Regions from separate parts of the Homo sapiens genome. Here regions 1 and 3 are each linked to region 2. Evidence: chromatin loops called from intact Hi-C (ENCODE). Cell type or tissue: B cell. All regions are shown on one strand.

Region 1 (8,000 bases), 490 kb before region 2:
TGTTTATTCAAAACTGCAGTGACTAGAAGTCCTGGCCATTGCAATGAGACAAGGAAAATATGGGGGAAGGTATAAATATTGGGCAGGAAGAGATAAAACTCCATTTGGAATGTATGATTGTCTACCTAAGAAATAGAAGAATCAACTAAAGAACTCTTAGATCTAACAAGAGTTCTGTACATTGGCTGGATATAAATTCAACATAGAGAAATCCATCTTTTCTTTTCTTCAGAGACAGGGTCACCCAGGCTAGAGTGCAGTGCTGTGACCATAGCTAGCTATAGCCTTGATCTTCTAGGCTCAACAGATCCTCCTGCCCTAGCCTACCTAGTAGCTGGAACTACAGGTGTGTGCCATCATGCCATGCTAATTAATTTTTTTTTTCTAGAGATGGGGTCTTGCTATATTGCCCAGGCTGGTCTTGAACTCCTGGCCTCAAGCAATCCTCCCACCTTAGCCTCCCAAAGTGCTGGGAATATAGGCATGAACCACCATGCCCAGCCAAGAGAAGTCCATATTTTTCTATTTACCAAAATAGCCAATTAGAAGAGATAATGAAAAAAAGGCCTACCTCATTCTCAATAGCAACTAAAACCATATGTAAGAATAAATATAAGAAATGTACAGGAATTACAATAAGAAACTTATAAAACCTATAAAATTATAATAAAAGGGCCGGGTGCGGTGGCTCATGCCTATAATCCCAGCACTTTGGGAGGCTGAGATGGGTGGATCACCTGAGGTCAGGAGTTCGAGACCAGCCTGACCAACATGGTGAAACCCTGTCTCTACTAAAAATACAAAAATTAGCCGGGCGTGGTGGCGGGCACCTGTAATCCCACCTACTCAGGAAGCTGAGGCAGGAGAATCACTTGAACTCAGGAGATGGAGGTTGCAGTAAGCCAAGATTGTGCCACTGCACTCCAGCCTGGGTAACAGAGTGAAACTCTGTCTCAAAAAAAAAAAAAAAAAAAAAATTATAATAAAAGACCTATAAGAAAACCTGAATAAATAGGACTCATTGAAAAGTCATGAATTCTCTCCAAATTAACCTATTAAGTTTAATGCAATCCTAATAAGAATATCTGGCCGGGCGCAGTGGTTCACAACTGTAATCCTACCAGCACTTTGGAAGGCTGAGGCAGGCAGATCACTTGAGGTCAGGAATTCGAGACCAGCCTGGTCAACAAGGTGAAACCCCGTCTCTACTAAAAACACAAAAATTAGCTGGGCGTGGTGGCACATGCCTGTAATCCAAGCTACTTGGGAGGTTGAGGCAGGAGAATCGCTTGAACCTGGGAGGTAGAGGTTGCAGTGAGCTGAGATCACGCCATTGTACTCCAGCCTAGGCAACAGAGCAAGACTGTCTCAAAAAAAAAAAAAAAAAAAAGAATACCTAACATACTGCTTTATGAACCTTGACAATATTTGTTATTTTGATGACCTTAAAATTCATGTAGAAGAGTAAATGCTCAGGATAGCTAGAGACTGGAAAAGGTACAAGATTTACTTATGGATCCAGGTGGGCATTAAAAAGGCCACATACCTGGACTTATAAATTGAGTTCATTTAGTGCTGCTTGGCACTATGTTCTTACTCTAGGGAATACTCTAAGAAAGTCATAGGAAACCTGATGCTGTATTTATCGCAGGCTGCTGCTGTGAATGTTATTTCTAATGTTATCTATGTGAAAACTCATTAGAAAAGATTTTCTTCAAAGAACTGTGTCAGGAAAAACTTTACTTACAAGGAGAATAATTTTGCTTTATCTTCACAGCAATGCCAATACTTTTTAACTGGCTGGTTATCCATTTACTATGATTTCCAGGAAGACTGAGTACACATTTGCAGCTCAAATTTGTTCCAACCATCTGCAAACCCTATGACTTGAATATCAACTTACCAATCTTCTAAATTTCCTTTTAGACTTGATCTTTTATTTGGTTTACATTTTTCCTGACCATACATTTCCTTTTTATCATATGGATTTTTGGGAGATTTAAACAACTGGATGAATAGATGGATACCTTACCTGGAAGCTGATCATTTTCTGCAGCTCTTACACAGAAATCTATGAAAGTAGAAATGGGGAAGAGAATAGAAAGACCTGAGATACCAGGACTGCATGCAAAGTAGAACCCTGCTCTATCAGACCATAAGTACCCACACTGCAGCCTCAGAAAATGCCACCTAGTGGGGGAGAATGACATTTCTAGCAAGACAGAAAAGTCCATGTTCCATAAGCACAGATCTCTACTTGTGATTGTTAGGAATATATGGAGCTTAGATAAGGATGTTATATGTTTCTGTCCTACTGATCTAGCACCAAGTGGTTCCTCTTGAAACAGTTATTTTTTTTCCTCCCAGAAATTTATCCTGAAGAAATAATGAATGAGTTGACTCACTTAAAAGCTTGGTCTCTGAAGCTCCGTAAGTCTAAAAATGATTCCTTCCTGTGATTCTCTGGTTTCTACTCTGACGCTGGGATAAGAGATTGCAAATTAGGTTGGGCTTTCTTGAGAAGGCTGGATTCAGGGACCCAGGAACACTTTTTTTTATTTTTTTTTTGTTAAGCTGGATCCTTCAGTTTAAACTCCAAATGTTTCTCTCTGTAGAAACTCGCCATCTCCTATGAGCTTAGAACTGCTGGGGCTCTAGAAAGGGTATAATGGGCAAACCGGGGACTCACATCTTCATTTACACAGTCTGCACTGGAAGATCTGCAGATACACCAAGAGACTCTACAAAATGACTACAAATCGAAATTTACTCAGCATTCATTGCTCAAACATTTCAGGAGAATAAACCCAACTCTGTTTTATGCAGGAATGCTATACTGTAAAAAAAAAAAAAAAGAAATTTGGAGAAAATGTATCTGAGTTTGAATCTCAGTTCTTCCACTTACTAAGCTGTGTGAGTCCAGGCAAGTAATTTCACCTTTCAGCTTCAGTTAACTCATATGCAAAATGGTAATAGCATTTACTTCAAATGATTGCTGAGAATACCCTTCTAATCCATAGCAGTTTCTCAAGAATGCTTTCTTCCTGGATCCCTTGAAATAGCTTACAGTTTCCACTGGATCCCTTGACACGGCTTAAAATTGTCGCAGGCTCCAGTCGGGCCAACTATGCTCTTGGAACCAGGAAAGGTACAGTTAGATGAACAGACTCCTACATAGTGACCTTGACCTACAAGAGCAGGAATGCAAATTGAGCCTCTCCCAGTCCCACCAGAGCCCTGGACATCTACCCAGTGCCAGTCGGAGCCCAACTCTTGCTTTCTCTCAGCTACTCGAGTTGAACAGGACCCACATATCCAAACCTGAAGTCACTGCGCTTGGAGACTAAAGTTTTATCTTCGGTAGGGTAAACCTAGAAGCCAGTCCCCGCCTTTCTCTTACGTCCTCCGAGTCCAGCAAAGCCATACCTGCCACCCTTTCACTGCCTCGCTCGCAGCTCCGGCTCCAAGCCTGGGATCAGTCACAGCGTCGTCCAGAGACAGGGGAGCAACACCCGCCCGCACTTCCCGCGGCGCTGATTTGAAGATTGAATACCGGCTACCGTCCTACTACGCGTGTGCGGAAGTAACTGTCCACCTAGAGTTCCTGGACTCCTCCCGGGTGTAGGCCATCCGTCGGAGACCACATTTCCCATAAGGCCAGTGGAGCTCGTTTCCGGAAGACGTCAGACGCTGCTTCCTCTTGGGGGGTGGTGCGGAGATTCCCGGGTTGGTATCTCTATTGCTAGCCTGAGAGCCACGCTTTTTAAGTCGTTTTCATTTAAAAGGATACACAGCATTTTTAAATACTGGAAAGTAAAATCGGCGGTATGCTAAAAACAATTTGCTCTTACTCAGCAGGGTTTCTTCTAGCAATGCACCAGGTTAAGTCGGAGAGGTGAAGAGGATCCAACAAAGAAGACTGAGAAGGAATAATCCATGAAGTAGATGGAAAAGTAGGAGAGTTTAGATCTGCAAAACCAAGGGAAGGAAGTGTTTCAAGAAGGGAGTGACCCATTGTCTCAAATGTTGCTCATAGGTCAAGTAAAATGAGAATTAAGAATGGGCCACTGTAGCAATGGTCACCAGTGATGTTGAAACGCCATTTTGGCAGTGGTGGAAGTTTGATAAAGTCTGATGAAAATTTGATAGGAGTTGGAGGGAAGGATGGGAGGAGAGGAAATGGAGAAAGCAAATATACGCAATACTTTTAAGAAGTTTTGTTTTTAAGGTGAGCAGAAAAATAAGGCTATCATGGGATAGGGATTTTGTTAATCTTTTGTTGTTGCGTTTTTCCACGTTCTAATTTTTTTTTTTTTTTTAATTCAAAGATGGGGCTGAGTGTGGTGGCTTATGCCTGTAATCCTAACATTTCAGGAGGCCAAAGTGGGAGGATTGGTTGAGCCCAGGAGTCTGAAACTGCCTAGGCAACATAGTGAGACCCTCATCTCTACAAAAAATAAAAAACTAGCCTGGCATGGCACCCGCCTGAAGTCCCAACTACTTGAGAGGCTGAGATGGGAGGATCGCTTGAGCCCAGACAGTAGAGACTGCAGTGAGCCGTGATCCCGCCACTGCACTGCAGCATGGGCGACAGAGCTAGTCTCTGTCTCAAAAAAATAAAATAAAAAAGATGGAAGAAATTATAGTAAGTTTATGTACTAATTAAAAGGATCTAGGCTGGGCGCAGTGGCTCACGCCTGTAATCCCAGCACTTTGGGAAGCTTAGGTGGGCAGATCACCTGAGGTCAGGAGTTGGAGACCAGCCTGGCCAACGTGGTGAAACCCCGTCTCTACTAAAAATACAAAAATTAGCCGGGCGTGGTGGCAGACGCCTGTAAACCCAGCTACCTGGGAGGCTGAGGCGGGAGAATCACTTGAACCCGGGAGGCAGAGGTTGCAGTGAGCCGAGATCACACCACTGCACTCCAGCCTGGGCGACAGAGCGAGGCTCTGTCTCAAATAAATGAATTAGTTAATAAAATAAAACAAAAGATCCAGTAGAGGCGGGAAATACACAATTCAGGATAGACAGGCTAGTTACTCGGAGGAATGTCCTTGAGAAGAGAAGGGATGGAATCCAGTACACAATCACAGGGATCATTCTAAGTAAGAGTATGGATAATTCATCTCCATTGAAATAAAAGGGGAGGCAGAGTTTATAAGTACAGATCCAAACAGGTGGACAAATATGGTGGTAGGAGAAAGAGGATGCCCTGTTCTGAGTGCTTCTATTTTCCCAGTGAAATAGGAAGCTGAAATGAAGATAGGGGGAAAGTATTTTAGACTTGACAGAAAAGATGAATACCGTATTATGATGATTTTGAAACATGATTTTTTCATATTTTAACATCTGTGAAATTGCTGTCTTACAAGTGATGGCATTCCATAGTTTAATCAGGAGCATTGTTTTTTATTAGTATATAAAATAATAATACAACTTATAATCAATGGCATCTGAGATTCGATAAAGTATGATTTATGAATGTGAGCAAGTGAATAGATTAAGGAAATGTAGTACTATTGCCTGGCACCATTAAGAACTGGCTTGATATTAGTAGCCATTATCGCTTCTCAGCCTTTTGGCTAAGATCAAGTGATATTAGTACCCACTGACTTTACTAGCATTTTCTATGCAATAAACACATCTCTCTCTCTCTGCCTCCCCTCCCGTCCCCTCCCCTCCCCTCTCCTCTCCTCTCTCTCAACAGAAAGGACATATATTAAAGACATGGGTAGTAGAATAAATTCATTACATCTTAATATCTAAAGTATTTTGGACCAAATTACTTATGTATTTTTATTAGAAACAGTATGTATTTTGTGCAACCCAAAAATTAGGCATTTAATTTTACAAAACATTTCATTATGGTAATTTTAAACTATGCAATAGTAGAAAGAATAGTGGTGAACTTCCATGTATCCATCCCCCAACTCCAATAATTATCAACTCAGGGCCAATTCTGTTTCATCTCTACCCCCAACCCCATTGCATAGTATTTTGAAGCAAATCCCAGAGCATATAATTTCACCAATAAAAATAAAGACTTAAAAAACCATATTATTATCACATCTAAAATATTAACAATATTTCCTTAACATCATCAAACATTGAGTCATTGTTCAAATTATCAATTTTCTCATAATTGCAATTTCTTTTAGAGTTTTTAAAAAATTAAGTACAAACGTTGGGCACAGTGGCTCATGCCTGTAACCACATCACTTTGGGAGGCTGAAGAAGAGGGAGGATTGCTTGAGGCCAAGAGTTTGAGGCTGCAGTCAGCTATGATCATACCACAACTTTAGAGGTTGTAAAAAAGGGACACTCTAATTCTATCATTCCTTTGTCATTTAGCAGCTGGATTATTCCTATAAAGAGGAACTTCATATCATGTACTATGTAGTTATTCAGGTATACAGTTCACATAGGAATGTCAGGAAAAAAATTTATTTACCAGTTTTCAACTTAACATCCCAATTATCTCTTAAACATGACCAATTTTTGAGCATCATTATGAACTCATAGATTTAAACATGTTTGATGTGCTTCAATCTATTGCTATTGTTATCCCTACTGATATTCAAACTGTCACATCTTTGGCCATTGGGAGCCTCTTTAAGTTGGCTCTTGAGAGTCCTCTTCTTTTGGAATGATCCTATTAGTCTTCAATAGCTTGTTATCTATATGACAAGGTGCTTCAGGTTTCTCTTGTTCATTTCCTGACCCAGACCTTAAATCAGCCATTTCTCCAAGGAACCTGGCTCTTTTTAATGGGAGATGGTATTTCAAGACCTTGATCAGGCATCTGGTGGTGTTCACTGCTCCTGGGTTGGTTAGACATTGACTTTGAAGTTTTGAATTTCTGACATACTAGTGGCTAACAGTGTGGGCTGCAGAGATAGACTGCCTGGATTTGAATCAGTGCACTACCTCTTATTAGGTATGCAACACTGGGCCAGTTTATAAATTTATCTGTGCCTCAGATTCCTCAAATGTAAAATGAGAACAATAACAGTACCTAAATTTGTAGGACCCTGGTGAGGTTTGTAAAAATTGATATATAATAACTGTACATATTTATGGGGTACATAGTGATATTTTGACATATAGTGTATATATATAGTGCATGTGTATACATAGGCATAGTGTATATGTATAATGTATAGTGTTCAGATCAGGGTAATTAACATATACTTCATCTCAAATATTTATCATCTCTTTGTGTTGGGAATATTCAATACCTTCCTTCTAGCTATCTGAAACTATATTATTGTTATAGTCATCCTATAGTGGTATAGAACATGAGAATTTATTCCTGCTATCTAGCTGTAATTTTCTATCCTTTAACAAATATCTTCCTATCCCCTCCTTCCCCAAACTCGTCCTACCCTTTAGTATCCTCTTCTCTCCTTTTTACTTCTATAAGATCAAGTTTTTAAAGCTTCTGCATGTGAGAACATGCGTTGTTTAACCTTCTTTTCTTGGCTTATTTCACATAACATAATGTTCCCCAGTTACATATGTGTTGCTGAGAATGACAGGATTTGATTTGACTTGATTTTTTTTATTATACTTTAAGTTCTAGGGTACATGTGCACAACTTGCAGGTTTGTTACATATGTATACATGTGCCATGTTGGTGTGCTGCACCCATTAACTTGTCATTTACATTAAGTATTTCTCCTAATGTTATCCTTCCCCCTTCCCCCCACTCCATAACAGGTCCCAGTGTGTGATGTTCCCCACCCTGTGTCTAGGTGATCTCATTGTTCAATTCCCACCTGTGAGTGAGAACATGCAGTGTTTGGTTTTCTGTCCTTGTGATAGTTTGCTCAGAATGATGGTTTCCAGCCTCATCCATGTCCCTACAAAGGACATGAACTCATCCTTTTTTATGGCTGCAAAGTATTCCATAGTGTATATGTGCCACATTTTCTTAATCCAGTCTATCATTGATGGACATTTGGGTTGGTTCCAAGTCTTTGCTATTGTGAATAGTGCC
Region 2 (8,000 bases):
AGTAAAAAAAAATTTGATTCACAATGCTTCACAAAAAACTGAAAGGAGGAAGTCACCTTTTTTTTTTCTGGTAGAGACAGGGGTCTCACTATGTTGACCAGGCTAGTCTCTAACTCAGCCTCAAGAAAGTCACTTTTTAAAAGCTAAAAAAATAACTGCAACCAGGAAAAAGGGTGAGAATAAAAGATCATCCCTAGGTTGGAAACAAAACATTTTACAGACTCAATAGCTAAACTCCAAAGCAAAAATATACTCACTGAATCTTAACAATATCACCACTTTTGGTTTGCACATCAGGCTGTATTCTACAAAGTACTTTTGCTGCTACCATTTTATTTAAACTTCTCTGAGATATCAATTATGCCTACCCAATTGAGGAAGTATTTCTGGAAAAAGCGAGAAATTTCTTTTTTCTTTTCTTTTTTTTTTGAGACAGAGTCTCACTATCACCCAGGCTGGAGTGCAGCAGTGCAATCTCAGCTCACTGCAACCTCCGCCTCCCGGGTTCAAGCGAGTCTCCTGCCTCAGCCTCCCAAGTAGCTGGGACTACAGGCATGCACAACCACGCCCAGCTAATTTTTGTATTTTTAGTAGTGATGGTGTTTCACCATGTTGGCTAGGATGGTCTTGAACTCCTGATCTCAAGTGATTTGCCCACCTCAGCCTCCCAAAGTGTCAGGATTACAGGCGTGAGTCACTGTGCCCAGCCCAGAAATTTCTTTATGCTGGACCTGGGCAAATCAATTAGCAAACTGCCACCCACAAAATCAAATCCAAACAAATTCAACAAGGCATTAAAAGCCCTTCACGCCGGGTGCGGAGGCTCACACCTGTAATCACAACACTTTGGGAGGGCGAGGCAGGCGGATCACGAGGTCAGGAGTTCGAAACCAGCCTGGCCAGCATGGTAAAATCCCGTCTCTACTAAAAATACAAAAATTAGCCGGGCGTGGTGGCGCACGCCTGTAATCCCAGTTTCTCAGGAGGCTGAGGCAGGAGAATTCCTTGAACCTGGGAGGTGGAGGTTTCAGTGACCCGAGATTGTGCCACTGCACACCAGCCTGGGCAACAGAGCAAGACTCCGTCTCAAAACAAACAAACAAACAAAAAGCCCTTCACAACTTGGCCGACATCTAACCTTTTTTGCAGTCTGGTCTTCTGCAAAACTCCAGGCCCCAGTATCACTGAACAATTTAGGCCCTCTCCTGCCTCCGTATCTTTACTCTTGCTCTTTCCTTTAGCTGACCCACCTTATTAGACATCTTTGCCTGGATGTGCTACAAACACCTCAAACTAAAAACATTCAAAATGCATTTTTTCCCATGTCACTTCCCTAATTTACCTCTCATACTCTCTATCTGAATGGTACTACCCATTCAGTTCCCTAAGCCAGAAAGCCAGGCAATCGCGCTATTCTTACCTCTTCATTCCCATAATCAGCCTCCAATTCTATGGATTCTATCTTCTTAATATTGCTCACATCTGATGCCTCCTCTCCATTCCCATTTCCACTGTCTTAGTTCAGGCCATGTCTACAGCAAGAGCTTCCAAACACTGTTTTACTTCCCCACAGGGCTGGTCCCCTCCTACTTGACAGAATGAACTTTCTGAAATATAAATCTGACGACATCATTTTCCTGCATAAAACCCTTCAAAGCATCTCCATAGCTTTCAGGGTAAAAATCCAAATTCCTTAGCATGACTTACAATGTCCTCCACATATGACTGACCTGACCACATCTCACTTCCTCCACTTCCCCAGCCATTACTAGAATTCCAGTCACACTGAACTCGTCATGGTCTTTCAGCTGTCCGGTTCTCCAGGTCCTTGCACCTGTAGTAGTCTCTGCCTGGAAATCCCTTTTCCGGATTCCCTATGTAGCTAAATAAATATTTCAAGAGTTAGCCTCCCATTTCCTCCTGGAACCCTGGGCACCTGGCTCAGGTATTTCTCCACTGTGCTCTTGTAGCCCTGTGCTATGCACTATGACACTGTAAGCCATCCCTCATTTACTTGTCTATTTCCTCTCCCACTGTAAACTCCAGAAGAACTGTATTCTTTGCCACAAAGGCTATCTCATTAAAATGTGCCTCATACATATTAAGGTCTTAATAAACGTCTGGTGGGGCCGGGCACGGTGGATCATGCCCGTAATCCCAGCACTTTGGGAGGCCGAGGTGGGGGGATCACCTGAGGTTAGGAGTTCGAGAGCAGCCTGGCCTTCACGGCGAAACCCCATCTCTACTAAAAATACAAATAAATAAATTAAATAAAAGTCTGGTAAATGATAAATGTGCTGATATGCCCCCGGATTTTCTCTTGAAGAGAGAGCCCCACAAAGAGCTTCAACTGACACAGTTCTGATGCTAACCTGTCTCAAATGTTCTCATTCCACTCTTCGAACGCATTCCTATTTATCCTTCAAAATTCATCTTAAAAACTCTGCTTCTTCAGAAGGGCTTTTCCTGAACCCCCTGTTACATACTTTCAGAGCACCCTGTTCTTTCCTAACACTCATCAACATTTATAATTACTTCTTAAACATCCCTGCAAACACTGCTAGCTCCACGCGGGCAGGGTCTACATTGTTTTGTTTTAAAGCTGCATTCCCCGCATCTGGGAAAATGCTGGCACAGAATAAACACAATTTGTTACGCTGAATTTAATCTTGTGGGGTCAGCAGAGATCTCCACTTAAAAGATGAACAAAAGGAGGCTGAAAGAAGTTTAAGGCACCTATGGCCACAGACACTCAGCACTGAGGCCAGACCAAACCTGAGCCGTCTGATTTCAGGTCCAGAAGTACATACCTTCAATGTTAGCCTGGCTTGTCAAAGTAAGAGCAGCAGCCGAGGAGGAAAGGGAGGATATCTGCCTGTAAATACAAGGATGTGCCCGCCTTTCTTTTAAAAACTCCCTAGGCATTTCAAACGGCTCAATTTGGGAGGAGAGAAAAAAAAAAGTTCCACGCAGCGCTGGCCTTTAACCTGCAGCAGCCTGCGGGGCAACACCGACCGGAAGACCATCCCAAGTTAGAGAGGTTCCGAGCAACACGGGAAGAACTGGGGCTGGTTATCTAAGGCACCAGGATCATGATTCCGATTCTTTTCCTCACTCGCTATATATCTCAGACTAGCCTCTTCTCTAGGGATCAATTTACCTATCAGTGCAATGGGAGCATCAACAGGAGACAGGGAAGACTCTCCGATCTCGGAGGTTCCTTCCAGTCAGAGCACCTCAGGAATCAGGCCTCCGCTGAAGCTGATGGGCAGCGCTGCGAAATCGGGCAGAGGGGCCTCCCCGGGGCACCCGGACTCAGCTGCTCACCCCGGCCCCACCTCAAGAGACCGCGCCCAAGAGTCCGGGTCGGCCTGAGGGCCTCAGCCCCGGCCCTCTCGGCAGGGTTCATGACACGCGCGTAGGCCAGAAGGGCCATTAACACCACCAGGGGCCGATGGGCCCCGGAAGGGACCCCAATCCCTACCAAGCTGCACACCCTCACCTCAGAGTTCCGCCTCACCTCCGGACTGCGATCAGCCGCTCTCCGCTTCCGGCAAGAACCGCCCAGCAATCTCCGCGCGACCCACTTCCGGGCCCTCACTGGGCGCGGCGCCCCCACCGGAAATGAGCCGCCGGCTGAAGCGCTAGGCTGGCCCGCGACTGGGCAGGAAGTCTCACCGCCCCGCTCGTGACTCCGCCCCTCTTCGCCACGCCCCGGAGAGAGCGGCCCGGCTCTCACAGAGGGCACTTGGGAAAGAGCCCCGCCCTCAAGGCGGGAGCGACACGGGGAGGGCGGGCTCACAAGAGAGGCCACGCCCTCGTTCCGCTTTACCTACCCGGAATCGCCCCCGAGGCCCGGGCCCAGGAAGGGCAGAAGTCCCTGGCTAAGCTCCTCTCTGGAAAGAACAGAAGAGTGACCAGTTCCTCTGTCAGTTTGGTCTCAATGGCAGAGGCCGGTTCCTTTAAGCTGCAGTCCGTAAAGGGTCTTGGAACGACTGGGGGCCAGGATTCTCTGAGGGCGGGAATCCGGGCGGCCGTCAGCTCTCGGTGGTGATCGAGGCCACGCTCCGCCTGTCTCTGGGCGTGCATACCTCGGTTTCCCCGTTTGTGACGTGGGAAGGCAATTAGTCTGGACATTGTTGTGGGAGGACTTGCGGAGACTGGGCGCAGGGCGTGGGGGTCAGTGAGGGCGCGGTGGGTCAGCCCCAGCCCGGCTGGCAGTCGCGGGGCTGGGAAGGTAGGGAACCCTCCGCTCTCACCCCACTTCCTGTTTGGTCGGTGTGTTCTGTGACCATAGATGGTCAAGTCTGGGGCCGCGCGGAAGCCTCCGCCCTGTGGTTTTGGAGCCCTTCCTCCCGGCGCGCAGGGTGTGGTCCCCGAGAATAAGATGAGCAGAATTAAAGCAGATCCTGCACCCACTCTGCTGAAATCCGGCTTCTGAGGCAGCCTCGCCCAGGGCTGGGTGGGCTCAGGCGGCTGCTACTCGGTTCAGGGGAGGTTACGCACGGTGGCTGCCGCGCGCAGGGGAGGCTTCGCTTCCGTACTCCTTGGGCCGGGAGATCCGATCTTTGTTCCCTCAAGACTCACACTCTCCAACCGGTCATTATCCTCCCACAAAGATTTATTTCTAGAAAAAATTGGCAAGTGCCACAGTTCCCGCCCCTTCAGCTGAACGACTGTGACAGCTCCGTGTTTCAAGTTGAATGCAGGCGTTATGTGCCAGAGTCAATCATTCAACAAATAAAGTTCTTAAAATAACAGCTACCATTTACTGCACGCTGACTACTTGCCAGGCCCATGCTGAGTTCTTCAAGCGTATTTTCATTTACTCCTAATAGCAACTCTCGGTGGTAGGTACCATTATGCCCTCTAGTTTTCAAATGAGGAAGCTGAATAACTTGCCAAGGTCAGAAAGTAACTGTTGAAACTTTGAAGGAAACACATCTGTCTGACTCTAAATCCCATGAGCTTAATTAGCCCCTGTGATAGACCATACTGCAGACATTTGAGGCAGATTTGAGGTGGTGAATGCCTCTGGATCTGGAGACACTGGGTTCCAGTGCTGGCATAGGCCCTCTACTAGGGGTCAGACTTTGGTCAGGTTACTTTGGACGGGTTACTGGGCCTCTTCCTAACTTTATGGCTCCCAGCATGTTTAAAAGAACATGACAACATGAAAAAATATGGTATAAAAGTCATAGTATATTTTAAATATTGACATTTAACTAAAAACACTGTCTCACACACACACAAACTCTAACTTTATTTGGACATAATCTTTGACTCTGCATTTAGTTATTCTAAATCTCTTTCTGGATTAGAGACAGAAGGAACATAGACCATACACGCATTCTAGAGGAAGAGGAGAGAGAAGAGGAAGCAGGAAGGAGAATGAAGAAAGTTTCCTCATCAGGTGGGGAATATTAATGGGGCTGTAATGAGAAACGGAAGCAGTAATGTATGTGAAACCACTTTGTAAAATGCTTCATTATAAAGAATGCACACACGACTTAAGTTACAACCCCTGCCCTAAGGAATGTCCAGTCTTTTAAGAAGTCTAGATCCATGCATTTGTAACTCCAGTAGGAGATGGGAAGATAGTTTAAGAATATCCGTCACATGAAGGGCTGGGCGCGGTGGCTCACACCTGTAATCCCAGCATTTTGGGAGGCCGAGGCGGGCAGATAACGAGGTCAAGAGATCAAGACCAGCCTGGCCAATATGGTGAAACCCCGTCTCTACTAAAAAATACAAAAATTAGCTGGGCGTGGTGGCATGCGCCTGTAGTCCCAGCTATTTGGGAGGCTGAGGCAGGAGAATCGCTTGAACCCGGGAGGCAGAGGTTGCAGTAAGCTGAGATCGTGCTTCTCTACTCTAGCCTGGCGACAGAGTGAGACTCTGTCTCAAAAAAATAAATAAAAGAATATCTGTCACATGTATTTATGCACTGAAAAAAAACTATTGAGCTACATAGTAGCAATTATTGGAAGAGTTCAATAATTGCTATGCTACTTTGTACCAAGCACAACTAGGGATCCAGCAGTGGACAAGTCAGACCCTGTTACTGCTCTCATGGAGCTTACAGTCTATTTTGGAAATGATATTTCCATTTGGAGTGGTCATCAGAAGATACGCTGCCTTCTGTCTTCCAGCTTTTTCCTCCTCGCTGATCTTGCCCCTTGTCCAGTACCCAGTGCTTCATCCATGGTGAGTTCTCATCTAGCACATGTTCAGTGAGTGCCTTGAATTCAGAATAGTCATTTCCTAGGCAGAGATGGACAGATAGATCCTTGCAGAGCAAACATGAATGAACAGTAGTGGAGATGGGAATCTGTGCTGGACTGAGGTGAGAGGTTCCTGCAGGAGAAAAGTAGGAGATAAGGCTGAAGAAAAGGAGGTTGAGCAAACTATGCTAGGCAAGAGAGGTCAAACCTTAATGTGAAAGCGAGGAGGCACTAGTCATACTGTATTTTAGAAATAAAAATCTAGCTACAGTGTAGGGCATGGCCTTCAGTGGGCAACAAAAGAGGCAGGGAGAACTGCTAGAAGATAAGCACAAAGATCTAATAAGAATCTGAATCGGCCAGGCGCGGTGGTTCACACCTGTAATCCCAGCATTTTGGGAGGCCGAGGTGGGCGGATCACCTGAGGTCAGGAGTTCGAGACCAGCCTGGCCAACATGGCGAAACCTCATCTCGACTAAAAATACAAAAATTAGCCAGGCATGGTGGTGGGCACCTGTAGTCCCAGCTACGTGGCCGTAAACCCAGCTACTCGAATCTGCTGAGGCAGGAGAATCACTTGAACCCAGGAGGTGGAGGTTGCAGTGAGCTGAGATCACGCCACTGCACTCCAGCCTGGGTGACACAGCAAGACTCCGTCTCAGAAAAAAAAGAAAGAAAAAGAAAGAAATTTGTATTATTTATAAATTACCCAGTCTAGGTATTTTGTTATAGCAGCAGGAATGAATTAAGACACATTCTCATTCAATACTGCTTTTCCTTCCTGGCAGGTATTACAATCCTCATTCATTATTTGTGCACTTATCTTTTAATAGCTTCCTCTCCTGTAAGTTGCTTCCTCCCAATAAGTCCTTGTTTGTCTGGCACAAAATTGATAATAAGTATTTATAGTAAAAATTGACTAAATGAAAAGGGTGAGAGGGGCCAAGTTGGCTCTGAGACTTGGCATGTGGGGAAATGGAAGGTGTAAAAAGGATTGGATCTGGGTTTGGGGGTTTTGAGCCTCAGTCCTCAAAATCCAGCCTGGGAAGAGAAGGAGAAGAAAGAATTCAATTAATCAATTTACAAGCAAGAATTGCCAGCAGAGAGTTGATTGATTCTCACACATTCCCCCTCTTCATGTATTATTGCCACTTTCTTATGGCCTGGATTTCAGCACATTCTGAACCTGCAGAATCACTTTGTCTCTGAGGGAGCCACCCAAGTTTCCTCTTTATCTCTCAGGGTTTCAGACACAGAAGTCTGGCGGTTCATCTGGAGCCTTTCCCAGCCTGACTCAGAGGACTGCCTGCATCTGTGCAACCTGGCTCAGAGCCTGTCTACGTTTGGGCAGAGCCTATATCCCCCTGCCAAACGGGCTAATGACAGACAACAGTCTATGTGACCCTATCTTTCTTCCCCTCCAAGGGTATGGCCCCAGATTTCAGCCTCAGATAGGGGATCAGGCCCAAAAATTAGGAGTTGGCAAAAGAAATAGCCGCAATATAGAAATATGATTAAGATCTGGCTTTGGGGTCACTCTGAAACTGAATCCCAACTCTGCCAACTGTGTGATCTTGGAGTTATCCTCATTTAACCTCAGAGGATATATTAATAGCCGTCTTAAATGGTTGATAGGAATTAGGACAGAAAACTAATAAAACACTTGGCTCACAGTAAACACTCAATGAGTAGTAACAATTATTATTAAGTATAGAGAATCTCTTGTCTGTTTCCCTGGCAAAGGCCATCAGAAAGCAAAATAAGGTCTAAAGTGTC
Region 3 (8,000 bases), 670 kb before region 2:
AGAGTTTTTTAAAAATCAGCATACCCATTTCATCCTATTCTGAGAGGTCCTTAAATTTTGACAAAGGGGTTAAAATTCTTTCACAAGGATCTTGATGAGTAAAGGACTGGTGGTCTCAACATATGCATTAAATAAATAGGGTCATGTCAGCATAAATAGGAATATGCAGGTGAAGGCAGTTTAAAAAGAAATGTGTCAGGTTTAAACTAACTCCTTTTTACAAATATTAAAATACTGGCATTTTTTTCTTTGATGCCACACCTATCTTCATAAACGTTTCATCCCCCAAATAGTCTGGATTAGTAACAACTAATATTATGTAGCTCTTCACAATTTGCAAAGTACTTTGACACACATGATCTCATTCAAGACTCGCCACTAAATCAGACACTATTTTTAGGTTCCATTTTTACATGTGAGGAAGCTAACACTAAATAGCTGACTTGCCCAAACCTACAAAGCTGGTGATAAAGGTGAGTGGGGCTTGAACACAGATCTCTTGACTTTAAATGGTCTGTACCATGCTGCCTCAAATACTGTGATCAGAGTAAATAAATGTCCATATCTCTAGACCCCATCTAAGCCTCCCCCACTTACACACACAGCCACCCATGGCCTAAATTAGAGTTAGCTCTCTAGAAGGTCTTTGCTCTTTCTGGAAGCAAAGTTTTCTTCATTTGTCTAGTAAACATTTATCTGGCTGAAGTGTTAAATACCATTTGACATACACTAAAAAATAACTTAGTCATCAAAGGTTTTGTACAGGCATGCCCATGTGCATTTTTCCAGGTAGTGGGTCATTCTCAAAGAGAATGGTGAAGAACCTCGGCTAGAGGCAGTGACTGGGCATCTTTCCAAGAAGCCAAATCCACAAAGTTCTCAAGTTTATAGTTTACTTCATACTGTACCACACCTTCACTTTTGCCTCCCCTGCTGCAGGCCTTCTCCTAGGGCCAACAGGGTCAAGTCAGCACCTACAACTGTTTTTAAAATCATATATATAATCTGGAACAACTGATAACATATAAATAATCAATGACAAACAAATAAATTTAAATCAAAATAACTACCTCTTAAAATGTAATCCTTAACACATACTTCTTCATCTTAGGACTTAAATTCCCAGAATGAACATTTTCTTATTATAAGCATTCTAATTCCCCAAAACTTTCACAAATACAACTACTCTGAACTCCTAAAATACTATCTATCCCCTTCACTAAGAACCCTCTAGATTACAAAGAAGACAAGGTAGCATGCAAGGAATTCTGAATCTGTTAGGCAGTTCACTCAGCTATCATACCAAAAGAATTTAGAATTTTTTGCTGGGGGGAGGGAAGTAAAAAGAGTGGGAGAGAGAATGAATGCAGCCCTATTGTCTTATTCCCTGAAAATTCCTAATCTGAATCTATAACATATTCCTACTAACCACTCGACTTGAATATCAGAAGTACAGTCTCTTTTCATCTTAAATAGAGCTTTTCAGTCCAAATCTGTATAAACAAACTTTGTCCTTCAATCTTTCAACTCCCCAGCAGTTTTTCAAGGTCACTTTTGCAAGCAACGACAGAGGCCTGCATCCAGGAACTTTGACTTGCTATATCATTACAACTCCAAGAGCCCCGAATCTAAATCCTATCAGTCCTCTAAGGTAAATCCTTTATTAGAGGGGAAGCTAGGGAAGGCAAATCGACACCCTCGAAACTTCTCCTCTAATAGGGCCTGCTCCTTTTCCGTACCCAGAGACTAAGTGCTGCTGGCTGACGGCTCCACACTGAGTCTGCTGCAGAAATGTTCCAATGACCTTCATTCCATATTTGCAAATAAAAAGAAAACAAAGAATTGCATTTTAAAATCAGGTGTATTATAGATCTTAGTATGTGGGATTGAAGATTTCACTGTTCATGAGAACTGGCTGGTTACTGATTAGCAACCTACATTAGCTTTATATCCATAAAGAGAAAAATATATACATATCAAGGGCAAAAGATAGGGTGCCTATACTCTTAACTTTCCTATTCACAAACTGCAGGATTTTAAATATTTAATACGGAAAAATGGAAAGCACTTTGCTCACATCATTTTAAAGAACTAAATCAACACCTGACAAAATGTGTGAAATCTGTGGAAAAATATTTGCTCATCACTGTCAATATAAGTGAAGATATTTCTAACCAGCATTCTAAGCTAAAATGTGCATTAAAAACAAAGATTGTTACTACATTAACTACTACTTATTAGAATCTAGAGGTAGACTGGTAAATCAAGAAAGTTATGGGAAAATTTCACACTGGCATGTGGGCCTTCACCATTAGAACCTGCAGCAGTGCAAATCGTATTTTCACACAAATTTCTAACAGCAACAGTGTTGCTTCCATATCTGAAAACACAGATGTCAACAAAGTGCATGGAAATAGAAAAACTCTCACAACAACCCAGCTTATTCCGTAGGAAAGCTTCAGGGCACTTGAACAAAGGAAAATTATTTGGAAAACAGTTAAGTTTACCCAATGCAAAGAGAAAAGTGTTTTGCTTCTGTGTGCCCCTGAAAAATGATTAGCCTTTCTCCATGTACCTGATCTTGTCGATACCCAACTAGGAAAGAAATCCTAGTTGAAGGACATGCAAAATCTAAACACAGCAAGGTATTCTAGGTGCACCAAAAGGTATGCATGGAATGTAAAGTGGCCATTTTCTGAACAGTGCAACTTGTCTACACTCTCTGAAGCTAAACAGTTTCTATCATTTCAACACAAAACAAAGAATTAAACTTACCGGGAACTGCATTAATTTTACATGTAGTTATTTATACCTCCACCGACTGGGAGAATTTAAGTCACTCCTATCCCTACCCCCCAAAGGACGGAGGAAACAAAAGGCAGCAGGAGATGCAGAAACATGAGTCTGGAATGTCCACTCCACTGAAAACCCGAACAGCTGTCCTCCCACCCCCCAACAAACTATTCGCCATTTTTCTTTGTCTTTCAGCTGACCCCTGCCTCAGTGAAAAACTCCGAGGCTCCAATGAAGCCCTGCAGCCTCCTTCCACTTTAACAGTCAAAGGCATTCAATCTAGCATGCTATTTGACACCAAACCTTGCCTCCACAGTGGTCCCATTGGCTGAACTGCTTTATCGGCTAAGAACACAAAGCCACGATTGGCTGTTCACGTCATCAGTTACCTCTTTTGTACACTTCCTGTTTTAAAGTTACCTTGAGAAGCAGAACAGGGGTCAGATTCAGACTTCAAACTATGGGGAACTCTAAGGCGTGGAAATGTCTGGCAAATGCACATAGCAGCTGCACTAGGGCATCATGTGCTTCTAAAACAGAATATTGAAAATTTAGAATTGTTCTTAAAAACAAGCCAAAGGGTTGTTAGTGTTCCCACCCACGGGATTTCTTATTGGCTGTCAGAGTTCCATTTAAAAAATTTAAGGTAATTTAACTGCTTCTGATTGGCCATCAAAGATGTCTGTAAGATACTGCTACGGTATCCTATGGCAATAGACCAGAGAAGCAATGTGCACAAGGTCGGAAAGTTGTGACCATCTTCAGTTTTCTGTTGAGCATTAACAGAAGAAAAACAAAACTGGGTAGGGCTAATCCAAAGAAAATACAGCTTCTTTAACACTAACAGAGTGATGCCAATGGCCATACAATAGTTTGCATGATTTCTAAAAGGCATCTGTCATTATGTTAGTGGCACTTTAAAGGCACAGACTGGTATCAAGGCAAAGCACTTTATTTTAAAACACAAACTAATTTAAATAGGAAAATTTTAAGGTAATGTATGAAGTTAGCGGCAGGGACAATGGAAGTGGCATTTCTAGAAAGTCAACCAGGAACCTAAGAAGGAAATATAATGATAAGGGGTTGGGGGGAATGACAAAAAAGCTAGAACATTAGTGAATACAATCATCCCCTGGTATCCATGGGAGACTGGTTCCAGGATACTCCCCAGCCAACCCTCTCATGGATACCAAAATCCTTGGGTGCTCATGTCCCTAATATAAAATGGTATAGTATTTGCATAAAACACTTGCACATTCCCATGTATACTTGTTTTTAAGAGATGGTGTCTCACTATGTTGCTAGGCTGCAATGCAGTAGCTATGCAGGCACAATCAGGGCACAACAGCCTCAAACTCCTGGGCTCAAGCAATCTTCCCACTGCAGCTTCCAACTTGGGTGAAACTACAGGTGCATGTCACTTTGCCCAGCTTCCTCCATACTTTAAATAATCGCTAGGTTATGTATAATACCTAATAAAATGTAAATGCTATATATGTAGTTGTTATACTGTATTGTTTAGGGAATAATGACAAGAAAAAAAGTCTGCATATGTTCCGTACAGACACAATTTTTAAAAATATTTTTGACCCATGGTTGGTTAAATCCTTAGATGCAGAGGGCTGACGATGTATTACTAAAAGCACATTATAATTTGATGGACTAACTGATTTATTTAGGGCAGTCACAGAGTTTGACATTCCAGAGGATAAATTCGTTATTTCTTTCATTCTTTTTTTTTTTTTTTTTGAGATAGGGTCTGGCTCTGTCACCGAAGCTGGGGTGTTGCTGGGGTGTAGAGGCACGATCTCGGCTTACTGCAGCCTCCGCCTCCTGGGCTCAAGCGATCTTCCCACCTTAGCCTCCTGAGTAGCTAGGACTACAGGTGTGTGCTACCACCCCCGCTAATTTTTCTATTTCTTTCTTTTCTTGTTTTTTTTTTTTCTTTTTTTAAATTGGTAGAGATGGGTTCTCACCATGTTGCCCAGGCTGGTCTCGAACTTCTGGGCTGAAGGGATTCTCCTGCCCCTGCCTCCCGAAGTGCTGGGATTACAGGCGTGAGCCACTGTGCCTGGACGAGGATAAATTTTTCTCTCTCTCTCTCTTTTTTTTTTTTTTGGAGATGGAGTCTCACTCTGTTGCCTAGGCTGGAGTGCAGCGGCGTGATCTTGACTCACTGCAACCTCCACCTCCTGGGTTCAAGTGATCTACTTAGTAGCTGGGACTACAGGCACCCACCACCATGCCCAGCTAATTTTTGTATTTTTAGTAGAGATAGGGTTTGACTATGGTGGCCAGGCTGGTCTTGAACTCCTGACCTCAAGTGATCCACCTACCTCGGCCTCCTGAAGTGCTGGGATTACAGGAGTGAGCCACTGCACCCCAGCCTTCTACCATATATATATAAAAAAATTTTCTTTTTTTTTTTTGAGGCAGAGTCTCCCTCTGTCACCTAGGCTAGAGTACAACGGTGCGATCTCAGCTCGCAGCAACCTCTGCCTCCTGGGTTCAAGCGATTCTCATGCCTCGGCCTCCCGAGTAGCTAGGATTACAGGTGCCCACCACCACATCCGACTAATTTTTGTAGTTTTAGTAGAGACAGGGTTTCACCATGTGGGCCAGGGTGGTTTCAAACTCCTGACCTCAGAAAACCTACCCACCTCGGTCTCCCAAAGTGCTGGGATTACAGGCATGAGCCACCACGCCCGGCCCCATATTTTTAAGAATAAGCACAGCAGAGCTGATCTCAGAAGAGATATTATAAGTATTCTTACTAGTCTCACTGTGGTTATTGAAAACATTCCAAGGTGCTGAAGTCTACCAGTGGTAGTCAAAGATTTTCTTATGGATTTTGGACCAACTGCTTCGGTTTTTTAAGAGGCAGCTCCTAATGTGGTGAAAATCAATTAGCATGTTTTTCTTTTCTTTTCATTATTTTTTTTTAGCAACACATTCAAATACAAGCATCTCACCATTCATTACCTGAGGCCTTTAACAATCTCCTTAGATCTGCTTCCTCCCACCAAAGCTAAATATCCTAGGACTGAAAAATACAATTGTTTTGCTAGGTAGACGAGCTCTTTTCTAGAAACTCCTCATTTGACCATACATGAGAACTCATCCTTGACATGTGCAGAGATTCAGCAGGGACCCGAAATAGGAGCAAGGTGGTCTGCCCTATCACTCTGCCATATTAACTTCTCTACATTCCACTCATTTCCCATGATGAAATGAAATGATTTCTGAACACCTACTAGTGCCAGGTTCTGTGCTAGGTATATTACAGACTTTACCCCTCTAATTCTCACTACAATACCCTTCTACCAGTGAGAAAGAGTGAGGTTCAAAGAAGTTACAAAAACTGGTCCCTAGCCATACATCTGGATTCAAACTTGGGTCCCACCGAGAGTGGTACTCTTTCCGCTGCACCACACTGCTTACCAAGACATGGAGCACCTCAGGGCACATCCATGGAAATTCTTAGGTGCCATATATATGTGTAGATAGCATAAACCATTATCCAACTTCAACAAATTTAAAAATTAAAAATCTGGGCCAGGCGTGTTGGCTCACACCTGTAATCCCAGCATTTTGGGAGGCCAAGGAAGGAGGATCACTTGAGCTCAGGCATTTGAGACCAGCCTGGGTAACATAGTGAGACCCCATCTCTATAAAAAATACAAAAATTAGCTAGGTGTGGTGGCACACGCCTGTGGTCCCACTTACTTTGGAAGCTGAGACCAGAGGATCACTTGACCCAGGAGGTCAAGGCTGCAATGAGCCGTGATCATCCCACTGCCCTCCAGCCTGGGCGACAGAGTGAGACTCTACCTCAAGTAAATAAATAAATAAATATTAAAATTTAAAAATCTGACTAATGTTAAATTTGATATGCCAGTTAGAGACCTAGCCAATGGTATGACCAAATATCACCCTATAAATTGTTACAAATTTTACTACTAAATTATTAGGACCATTTAACCAGTAACAAACCACATTTATAAGAGCATGAAACAACTAGGTAAATCATTAACAAGAGTACACTGTTAAAATTTGAAGGGGTTGTGAGACAATTTCACAATGGCATCCAAATAAAGAGTTTGGTTATGTTAACACGATGTGTTATAGGTACTGTAATTCTTTTCTCAAAAGTTTAGATTACAGATTCTGAATAGCTACTCCCATCCTGGGAAGAGAAGGCAGAAGGCCAACAGGCCTTATCTGTACTGGAGCTTCTCTTAGCCCCAGAACACCTGAGGGCCAGTCAGCTGACAAGGAAAAGCAGCTCATGTGAAGGGTGGGGGTGGGGAGCAGAAGAATAGGGAGAACATGTTCACAACCTCGCTGATTACTAATTAGTGCCAGTATGGCAAAACAACTAAGCACTTGGAAGGCAGTGTTAGTTTCAAGTTCTGACTCTACTTATTAATTATATGACACTGTACTAACCCTGAGCCTCAGTTTCCTTATCTGTAATGTATAGATATCACCATGTATACCAGAGAGCCATTTTAAGGATTAAACAAGGTAATATATGTAAAGCATATTGTACTATGCCTGAATAAGCATTGAAAAAATGGAAAGTATTAAATGTCATCCAATTCAACTTCCTTGATTTATAGACGGTTAAGGTTCAGAAAGGGAGAAGACCTGCTTAAGGCCCTGAAGCCACTTTGAAGAAACACCTCTCTTCTATCTCTAGCATATTCTGCAGGCCTGCAGAAAGCAACTCCTTAGCCATAAAGGACAGTATGGGAAGACTACCAGGAGCCATAAAATTCTCCACTTTTTATGCTGGAAACCCAGGTTTTTCACCACTAATCCCACCAAATGTCTGATCACTGTTCCAAAAGCTGGCCCTCCGACTCTGCTTCGGATGTACCAGATTAACCCAATCATGACCTTTAACACTCTATGAAGGTCTTCAGCGTAGTTTTTATTACTTCTTGGCAGTTTGCAAGGAAAAGACCTCAAGTCCTACTTCTCATCAACACTTACCTTAGAATTCAAGCCACAGTGGGAAGAGAACCCAAATTATTCTTGAATTCCATTTGGCAGCTGAATCCATTCACTCTTACTATAGCTTTCTCTTCTACCTGTCATTACTGTGGACTGAGAACCTAACAGAATCTCTAGGATTTCAGCTAACATTCTTCCCTGGTCCTGGATCTCAGCAGCCCTCTACACCAGACAACTGCATCTTCTTA

Evidence for each region. Hi-C counts contacts between places; a loop is a spot of excess contacts. Peaks named below come from ENCODE experiments on the same cell type or tissue, not always from the same donor. Only the 100,000 strongest peaks of a DNase experiment are listed, where the experiment ranks them.
Region 1: a loop joins it to region 2, with 35 times the contacts of the local background. A loop is called at or near these places in 2 of 110 quality-filtered maps.
Region 3: it touches region 2 in a loop (7-fold over the local background); 5 of 110 quality-filtered maps call a loop at or near these places.

The regions. Positions count from the first base shown.
Region 1 is chr1:40,527,214-40,535,213 of GRCh38, reverse strand. ZNF684 (zinc finger protein 684) reads right to left here and starts at 3,577. Exons shown (of 5, transcript NM_152373.4): 1 at 3,427-3,577; 2 at 2,033-2,071. The coding sequence starts at 2,047. LOC124904149 (a long non-coding RNA gene) reads left to right here and starts at 3,668. Exons shown (of 2, transcript XR_007066022.1): 1 at 3,668-3,726; 2 at 3,859-4,636. RefSeq lists an enhancer at 3,483-3,777. In B cell, CTCF peaks have their summits at 1,994 and 2,194 (motif pointing left); DNase peaks (open chromatin) are centred at 2,193 and 3,643; H3K4me3 peaks cover 1,623 bases; H3K27ac peaks cover 1,360 bases; H3K27me3 peaks cover 287 bases.
Region 2 is chr1:40,036,304-40,044,303 of GRCh38, reverse strand. It overlaps CAP1 (cyclase associated actin cytoskeleton regulatory protein 1), which reads right to left and starts at 3,575. Exons shown (of 13, transcript NM_006367.4): 1 at 3,503-3,575. LOC105378669 (a long non-coding RNA gene) reads left to right here and starts at 3,858. Exons shown (of 3, transcript XR_001738013.3): 1 at 3,858-5,413; 2 at 6,153-6,207. RefSeq lists enhancers at 3,276-3,365, 3,436-3,635, 3,289-3,923, 3,886-3,955, 3,924-4,557. In B cell, a CTCF peak has its summit at 4,870; DNase peaks (open chromatin) are centred at 3,703, 4,433, 4,763, 5,413 and 1 weaker place; H3K4me3 peaks cover 4,798 bases; H3K27ac peaks cover 7,821 bases.
Region 3 is chr1:40,704,392-40,712,391 of GRCh38, reverse strand. All of the region lies in intron 1 of NFYC (nuclear transcription factor Y subunit gamma), which reads right to left. Among named protein-coding and RNA genes, the nearest start is that of NFYC-AS1, 16 kb to the right of the region's middle. RefSeq lists an enhancer at 2,860-3,486 and a silencer at 3,529-3,578. In B cell, no CTCF peak of the experiment used is centred here; DNase peaks (open chromatin) are centred at 421 and 3,181; H3K4me3 peaks cover 3,900 bases; H3K27ac peaks cover 5,174 bases.